Regions from separate parts of the Homo sapiens genome. Here region 1 is linked to region 2. A link is a contact called in ENCODE Hi-C or POLR2A ChIA-PET data. All regions are on one chromosome and are shown on one strand. The core of a region is the stretch at or near the end of the contact, and the rest is flanking DNA. Distances in the headings are between cores, read along the strand shown.

Region 1 (3,990 bases), core at 1,036-3,535, 110 kb after region 2:
ATGTGACCTTATTTGGAATAGGGCACTCGCAAATGTAATTAGTTAAAATGAGGTCATGAGGGTGGGCCCTAATCCAATATAAATATGTCCTTATATAAAGGGGAAAATTGGACACAGAAACACACACACAGGGAGAATGCCATGTGACGACCGAGGCAGAGATTGGGGTGATGCTTCCACAAGGTAAGGAAACTCAAAGATTTCCAGCCAATCACGAGCAGCTAGGGGAGAGGCATGGGACGGAATTTTCCTTACAGTTCTCAGAAGGAACCAATCCTGCCTGATACATTGATGTTGGACTTCTAGCCTGCAGAATTGTGAGAATTGTGAGACAATAAGTAAATTTTTGTGGTATGAGCTGCTCAATTTGTGGTCCTTTGTCACAGCAGCCCTAGCAAACTAATACAGAGAGATACACCCTTCCACTTTTCCATCTTGCTACCTAGTCCTAATATAGATAAGAGGGATGGTTCTCCATTAGCCATTGTGCTACATGAGGATGGGGGCCACATTCACAGATGGTAGGGCAGGGAGCTAGAAGAAACTTGGGACCCTAAAAACTTCATGGAGGTGCCATATTAGCCCTGGACTGCCTATTCCTTGGCTTATCTTTCTGAAAAATAAATAAAATTAAAGCTTTTGTTATTATTATGTTTTTTGAAACATGTAGTTGAATATAATTTTTTTTTTTTGAGATGGAGTCTCGCTCTGTCACCCAGGCTGAAGTGCAGTGTGCAATCTCGGCTCACTGCAACCTCCACCTCCTAGGTTCAAGCAATTCTCCTGTCTCAGCCTCCCCAGTAGCTGGGATTACAGGCATGCGCCACCACGCCCGGCTATTTTGTATTTTTAGTGGAGACGCAGTTTCACCATATTGGTCAGGCTGGTCTCGAACTCCTGACCTCAGGTAATCCACCTACCTCGGCCTCCCAAAGTGCTGGGATTACAGGCGTGAGCCAGTGTGCCCGGCCAGTTGAATATAATCTTAACCAATACACACACAATTTTGATAAATGAGTTCTTTGGGGAGAGGACTGGGATTGGACTGTCATAGGTAGGAAATGTTTGCTTTACCTGTATGTTTCAAGTTTGATGTCAGGAATGTAGTCGTGTACTCTTTTGTAATTAAAAATAAATCTGTTTTATAATAAATAAAAGGAAAAAAGAGGGATGGGAACCTGTAGATTCAAGAAGACCTAAGAAATATATCAACTATAATGGATGATTGGATGCAGGAAAAAAACAAAAAGAAATATATCAACCAATTGCAATGTATGAGTCTTATTTGGATCTTGATTTAAACCCCAAATTTTTTAAATGTACAAGATAATCGGGGAAATTTTAATATTAATCAGATATTCTATATTAAGGAATTATTGTTTTTATGAATGCTAACAATATTGTAGTGATGTATTTAGAGTGTTCTTCTCTTTTAGACTCTAAAACATGGTTTTCGACCTTGTCACAATTGTTATTTTGAGCCATGTAGTTCTTTGTCGTGAGGCGCTGGCCTGTGCATTGCAGAATGTTTCGTAGCAGCCCTGTTTCTACCCTGTCTTCCAGTAGCTAGATGCTGGGTGCACACCCCCTCCCCCCAACGTTGTAAAAACAAAAAAAGGTCTCCACATATTGCCAAATGTCCCCTAGGGGGCAAAACTGTCCTGGGCTGAGAATAACAGCTCTAAAATTTAGAGATACTGACTGGACTATGTATGGGCGAAATGATTCGATGACTGGATTTTGCTTCAAAATAATCCAGGTGATGGGGAGGGAGGGCGGTGGGTAAAATGTTCCATGATGGAAAGTTTAACATACATTTAAAATTTTTTAAAGAGTCCATTCGGACTTCTCTTTACATCAATATGGGGAACTTAATATTCTTAAATAGTCTCTCACTATAAGACAGGAATATACTGGATAAAATGCAACAGATGTTCACCTCCTCGGTCCAAGATCTTGTCTCATGTCTTCCACAAGAGCATTAAAATCCAAGGATCTAAGTTCCAAGTATGACTGGGCAAGGCAAGCCCTCCCTCCCAACCCTCCCCGCCAGGCATTCTCGGTGCTGCACCCCGGGCATACTCAGCTAGGAGCTGCTCCTACGTCTTCTTCAGTTGCTTGGTAACCCTAACTCCTGAGATGTCCTCTCAGCTCTGCCCCCTGGGCCTCCTCCTTTCCCAGTCCCCAAGCTTAAGCTAGAGGGGGTGTGCTTGGAGCCAGATTCATTAGGGCCATGCCTTGCCCATCCCTGCGAGGGCCCAGACCATGAGCCTCCTCCTCACTGTTTGCAGCTGCTCTCTACAGAGCACTGAGCAGCCCACGCTTTCACCAGGCTCACACCTGCGCCCGTGTTCTCCACCAGCTGCTTCACTCCAGGCCGTGCTCGGGACAGCCGGGCCTTTCTAGGGCCCACGCGCCCCTGGGCGTCTCCGCTGAGACCGACTTTCACGCCCACCTGGTCTTCCCCAAGACATGGAGCCTTCAAAGGTTTCATCAGAATTCCCTCAGGATGTGGGTTTTGAGTTGTCATCCGAGCCCATCAGGGGCCAGAGTGTAGGTGGGCCCAGGGGCCTCTGAGCTGGAGGCTAATGGGGCTTGAAAGGCCTCTGAGCGGAGCCAGGAACCCGCCCTCTGGGGGCCTGGGAGCCGGGCTGCGCGCTCAGGTCCCAACACGAGGTCTGAGGCGCTCTCTGCTTGCTTCAGGGGCCGCAGAGGGAGGCTGACCATAGCTGCGACACCCCCTCAGTGCTGGACACCGGGCAGGAAGCCTCTCTTGCACCGACTAGACCAGAAGGGCAGACATTTTCCCGACAAGGAAGGGAAGCAAGATTGAGTAAGATAAGCCCGGTTATTTTTATGCAGACATTGTTCCAACCACAACGACTGTTTTCGAAGGTGGGTGGTATTTGTTTGGTGGAAGGATCTTTGAGGTAAGAGGCAGCAGGGTGCTTCAGCACCACCACTTCCTTTACTTTTCTGAGTGTTCCCTTATCAAGCCACCAGTTTGGGTTCTGCTCCATTTTTCTGTCTGGTAAAGAAGTAGAATGAGGTGAAATCTGGCTACCTACTTCCCCTGGGGGGACGGTCATGGCTGCTGGTGAGTTTCAAGTGATTTGAGAACTGTTGGTATACTTAAGTGAGGAGCTCTTTCCCTCCCCTTCATAGAAATGGAATAATGTGCAGGTTCCTAACGGGACTTAGGAGTCGGAGAGCCCTGGGTTCAAATCCCAGAGCCTCCATATTTTGGTTGTGTGAAAAAAAACAGTAGGCAAGGTAGTCAACATGTCTGTGCCTCACCTTCCCCATACATAAAGCCTACTTTTTCATAAGGTTGTTGTGTGGGTATTAAGTCTCAGTAGATGCCTACTTGAAATATTTGGGGGGACAGCTGTGGCCAGGCGCGGTGGCTTATGCCTGTAATCCCAGCACTTTGAGAGGCCGAGGCAGGAGGATCACCTGAGCCCAGGAGTTTGAGACCATCCTGGGCAACATGGTGAAACCCCATCTCTACGAAAAATACAAAAAATTAGCTGGGTGCAGTGATGTTTGCCTGTGGTTCCAGCTACTCTGAAGGCTGAGGAGGGAGGATCACTTGAGCCCAGAAGACAGAGGTTGCCGTGAGCGCCATGACACTCCAGCCTGGGCAACAGAGTCAGACCCCCATCTCAAAAAATAATAATAATAATAATAATGTGGCTGTGCCTATGATCACAGGCGTTATAAACAATAGCTGCAACGTATTGAAAGCCTGCTCTCAGAGATAAAGACTCTTTCCATCCCCAGGCCCTGTTGTCAAGCAACTAAGTAGATTCAGAGAAGGAAGAGAGCTGACTGGCAAAGAGGGAGCAATGGAGAGCCATTTAAGATGTTGGGGCAAGAAAGTCATTTAAATGATCAATTATAGGCACAACGTGACTAATACTATTTGAGGGCGGAGGCCTATTGAGTTCTTAGAGGTGTTTGGGGTTAGGGCTCACCAAAAATGGTGCT
Region 2 (3,907 bases), core at 259-2,758:
GTAAACAATGTAGCTACCCGATAGTAGAAAAAAGGATAAATAATTTATAGTACATCCACTAAAAAAATCACCAACTTGAATCTCTTAAATTTAATGCTACAGAAGGGTATCTATGGGCATTGAGAGATATTCTTCTCAGGGAACCTGCCCCGATAGTCACTTAGGTTCTTTTCTATTTTCCCTAAGCGTCGGCCGGCTTGAGAAATAAAGGGACAGAGTACAAAAGAGAGAAATTTTAAAGCTGGGCATCCGGGGGAGACATCACATGTCGGTAGTTTCCGTGATGCCCCACAAGCCACAAAAACCAGCAAGTTTTTATTAGGGATTTTCAAAAGGAGAGGGAGTGTGCGAATAGGTGTGGGTCACAGACATCAAGTACTTCACAAGGTAATAGAATATCACAAGGCAAATGGAGGCAGGGCAAGATCACAGGACCACAGGACGGGGCAAAATTAAAATTGCTAATGAAGCTTCGGGCACCACTGTCATTGATAACATCTTATCAGGGGACAGGGTTTTGAGAGCAACCGGTCTGACTAAAATTTATTAGGTGGGAATTTCTTCTTCCTAATAAGCCTGGGAGCGCTGTGGGAGACTGGGGTCTATTTCACCCCTACAGCCTTGACCATAGAAGACGGGCACACCTAGGGGGGCTGTCTATAGGCCTATACCCCCAGGTGCGTATTCTCTTTCCCAGGGATGTTCCTTGCTGAGAAAAAGAATTCAGTGATATTTCTCCCATTTGCTTTTGAAAGAAGAGAAATATGGCTCTGTTCCGCCCGGCTCACCAGCGGTCAGAGTTTAAGTTTATCTCTCTTATTCCCTGAACAGTTGCTGTTATCCTGCTCTTTTTTCAAGGTGCCCAGATTTCATATTGTTTAAACACACATGCTCTACAATTTGTGCAGTTAATGCGATTATCACATGGTCCTGAGGCAATATACATCTTCCTCAGCTGACAGGATTCAGAGATTAAAGTAAAGACAGGCATAGGAAATCACAAGGGTATTGATTGGGGAAGTGATAAGTGTCCATGAAATCTTCACAATTTATGTTTAGAGACTGCAGTAAAAACAGGCATAAGAAATTATAAAAGTATTAACTTGGGGAACTAATAAATGTCCATGAAATCTTCACAATCCATGTTCTTCTGCCATGGTGTCAGCCGGTCCCTCTGTTTGGGGTCCCTGACTTCCCACAACATATTTCCAATATATGTCATGGAACAGTGTTATCCCACTTTTAAAAGTCTTATATACAGTATTCGTATATGCCTAGAAGAGGATATGATTTGTAATAAGGTAGAGAAGAATATGGGGACTCTGCATGCTCTTATTTGAGTTTCCTGAAATAAGCATGTCATAACATGCTTTTGTAATATGAAATGGTGAGAAAAGTGCTATTTAGGAGGTAGAAGTAGTGATGGAATGGAGGAAGTCTTCTCCAGGGAAGGGGAATGAGGCTGAAGCGCTGTGACTCAGAGAGAAACACCTGTGGTGTCCGGAGTTCCCCATTTGCTATTTGCCCTCCTGTGCACGGAATCTGTGACAGGCAGCCTGCCAACGACATGACCTCTGTTAATGACAGCTGAAGTCTGGGCTCGTGTAGATTCTTAAGCAGAATAGGAATCAGAGTCAGAACTGTGGTTATTAGATGAGTGGCCTTGTCAGAACTTTATCACCAAGTAGTATTTATTAAGCACTCTCTTGCTTTAATGAGTCAGGAAATAGGGTTCTCGTTCCCTTTATCATTCACAGTTGTGTTTCTCAGCAAGTGCAGGGCTCCCTTCCTAAAATGGCCCAGGACCCTTTCTCCTGAAGCCATATTACTAGGCAGAATGTTCCAGGGATGCAAAGTGTTGAGTCAACTACAGAGTATTAACTGAATGTCTCATTGCTCTCTGGGACTTTTTATTCTGGCTCTCACTTCTTCTCCCTACCTCCTACCAGAAAATACAATAGTCAAATCTGTGTACAGTGAAAATCTGTTGTCCAGTATCTCCTTTTCCCTTCCGTTGGAAACATCACTTTGCTTTCCTTTTGGGGAACCACCTCTCCTCGTTCTGTTCATGTGGTTACAGCTGGAATGAGCTGGAATGATTCATCACCTGGCTCCAGACAGTGGGCATGTGACTCAGGCTTGGCCAACTGGCATATTCCAATCTCCTGGCCTTGGGAGAAAGGGCCACAGACAGGCACATGACCCAAGTCAGGCCATGGAGACTCATTTCTGGGACTCTTGCTGGAGCTGTCGAGAGAATGGTGGACTGTTTCTATCTGGATTGCTAAACTGGTAGTTTGCAAGCCCAGAGCTGCTTGTGGCCATCTTTGCCACTTCATAGGTTAAGCCTGCTTCATAGGTTAAAGTCTGAGCAGGCTTAACCTATGACATGGCAAAGATGGGGGCAGGGAAGCACAAAGAGATGCCTTCTAAGGATTTGGTGTCTTCAGAAGGACACAAAGGAAATACAAAGGAAAGCAGAGCTGAGAGAAAGAGAGAATCAGATTTTTAAATGTCTTTTTTTTTTTTTTGAGCCGGAGTCTCCCTCTGTCGCCCAGGCTGGAGTGCAGTGGTGTGATCTTGGCTCACTGCAAGCTCTGCCTCCTGGGTTCACGCCATTCTCCTGCCTCAGCCTCCCGAGTAGCTGGGACTACAGGCGCGTGCCACCATGCCTGGCTAATTTTATTATTTTTAGTAGAGACGGGGTTTCACCATGTTAGCCAGGATGGTCTCAACCTCCTGACCTCGTGATCCGCCTGCCTCAGCCTCCCAGAGTGCTGGGATTACAGGTGTGAGCCACCGTGCCTGGCCTAAATGTCATCTTTTGAGAACCTGGCTCCAGCCACTCCAGAATTTACTCCTGGATCGTTTAGTTGCATGAGCTAAGAAAATCCATTTTCCCCCCTCTTAAGACAGTTTGAGTTGGATTTCTCTCACAGAAAGGTAGGAGAAGGTGGGACTTGAGTGAAGCCTGTAAGGTTGGGTTTTACTTTTGCTTTATAATGACTTTACAGCTTTTGGAGAAAATTCACCCATAGTCACATTTGAGCCTCACCACAACCTTACAAAGTCAGCAGAGTCTCTATTATCATCTCCATCTTGCAGAAGAGGAAACTGAAGCTCAGAGAAGTTAGATGATGTGTGCAGAGCTGGGGATCAATGGAGCTGGGGCACAAATCCAAGCTCTTTCCACTACACAGAGAAGCTGCTGGAGCTAAATCAGATTTGAGTCAGCACAGAGAAGGCAGAGTGGGATTTTGGGAACATATGCCTCAGTGACAGAGACTATTTCTGCTCTTTTCGCAAGATCACCTAATATAGCGCACTAAATGCACAATAACACAACAATAACTAATATCTACTGTTTGTCTGTGCCCAGCATTGGGTTAAGTAAACACTTTAATGGATTACCCATCTCCTTTCGCTTTTCCCAATATTCATACAAGGAAGGCATTATTATTGTCGCTACCATTTAACGAAGTAAGATGAAATAACTAAAATGCAGAAAAATGAAGCCACTTGCCCTAAGTGACACAATGAGTAAGTGGCTCAGGGGGGATTGGAATCCAGATCTGACCCCAGAGAATTCCCCTCGGCTGTCTTTATCACCAGGCTGTAGCCATGGTAAATGGGATTGTTCTCTTCTTTTTCAGTTTATTGTTAGTGCAGGTCTAACAATAAAATGAATAATAAACAGAAACACTATTGACTTTTGTGTGTCGATTTTGTATCATGTGACTTTACTGTATTCGTGTATTGTAACAGTTTTGGGGTAGAATCGTTAGGGTTTTCTATATATAAGATCATGTCATCAGCAAACAGTAACAATTTAGCTTCTTCCTTTCTAAATGATTTAGTGTCTTTTATTTATTTTTTTCTTGCCTAATTGCTTTGGCAAGGACTTCTA

Evidence for each region. A loop is a pair of places that touch in the nucleus more often than their neighbours do. ChIA-PET counts read pairs that join two places held with the same protein, here RNA polymerase II (POLR2A). Pooled maps may share reads with other maps.
Region 1: a map with no recorded cell type shows a loop between it and region 2 (4-fold over the local background). The contact joins two enhancer-like sites. A Hi-C loop is called at or near these places in 3 of 168 maps with a recorded cell type or tissue (CD4-positive, alpha-beta memory T cell, PC-3 and naive thymus-derived CD4-positive, alpha-beta T cell), 7 of 37 single-sample maps with no recorded cell type and 10 of 50 pooled maps. POLR2A ChIA-PET finds 5 or more read pairs at or near these places in 5 of 52 experiments (B cell, CD4-positive, alpha-beta T cell, OCI-LY7 and 2 more).

The regions. Positions count from the first base shown.
Region 1 is chr14:65,285,011-65,289,000 of GRCh38, forward strand. No RefSeq gene overlaps it. Among named protein-coding and RNA genes, the nearest start is that of MIR4708, 48 kb to the right of the region's middle. RefSeq lists an enhancer at 2,384-2,623. Within about 2 kb of position 2,286, at least 6 of the 41 ENCODE cell types and tissues checked have a DNase peak (open chromatin) inside an H3K27ac peak, as active enhancers do; they include B cell, where a contact is called at or near this core.
Region 2 is chr14:65,178,508-65,182,414 of GRCh38, forward strand. No RefSeq gene overlaps it. Among named protein-coding and RNA genes, the nearest start is that of LINC02324, 42 kb to the right of the region's middle. RefSeq lists enhancers at 1,272-1,471, 1,542-1,631. Within about 2 kb of position 1,509, at least 12 of the 41 ENCODE cell types and tissues checked have a DNase peak (open chromatin) inside an H3K27ac peak, as active enhancers do; they include B cell, where a contact is called at or near this core.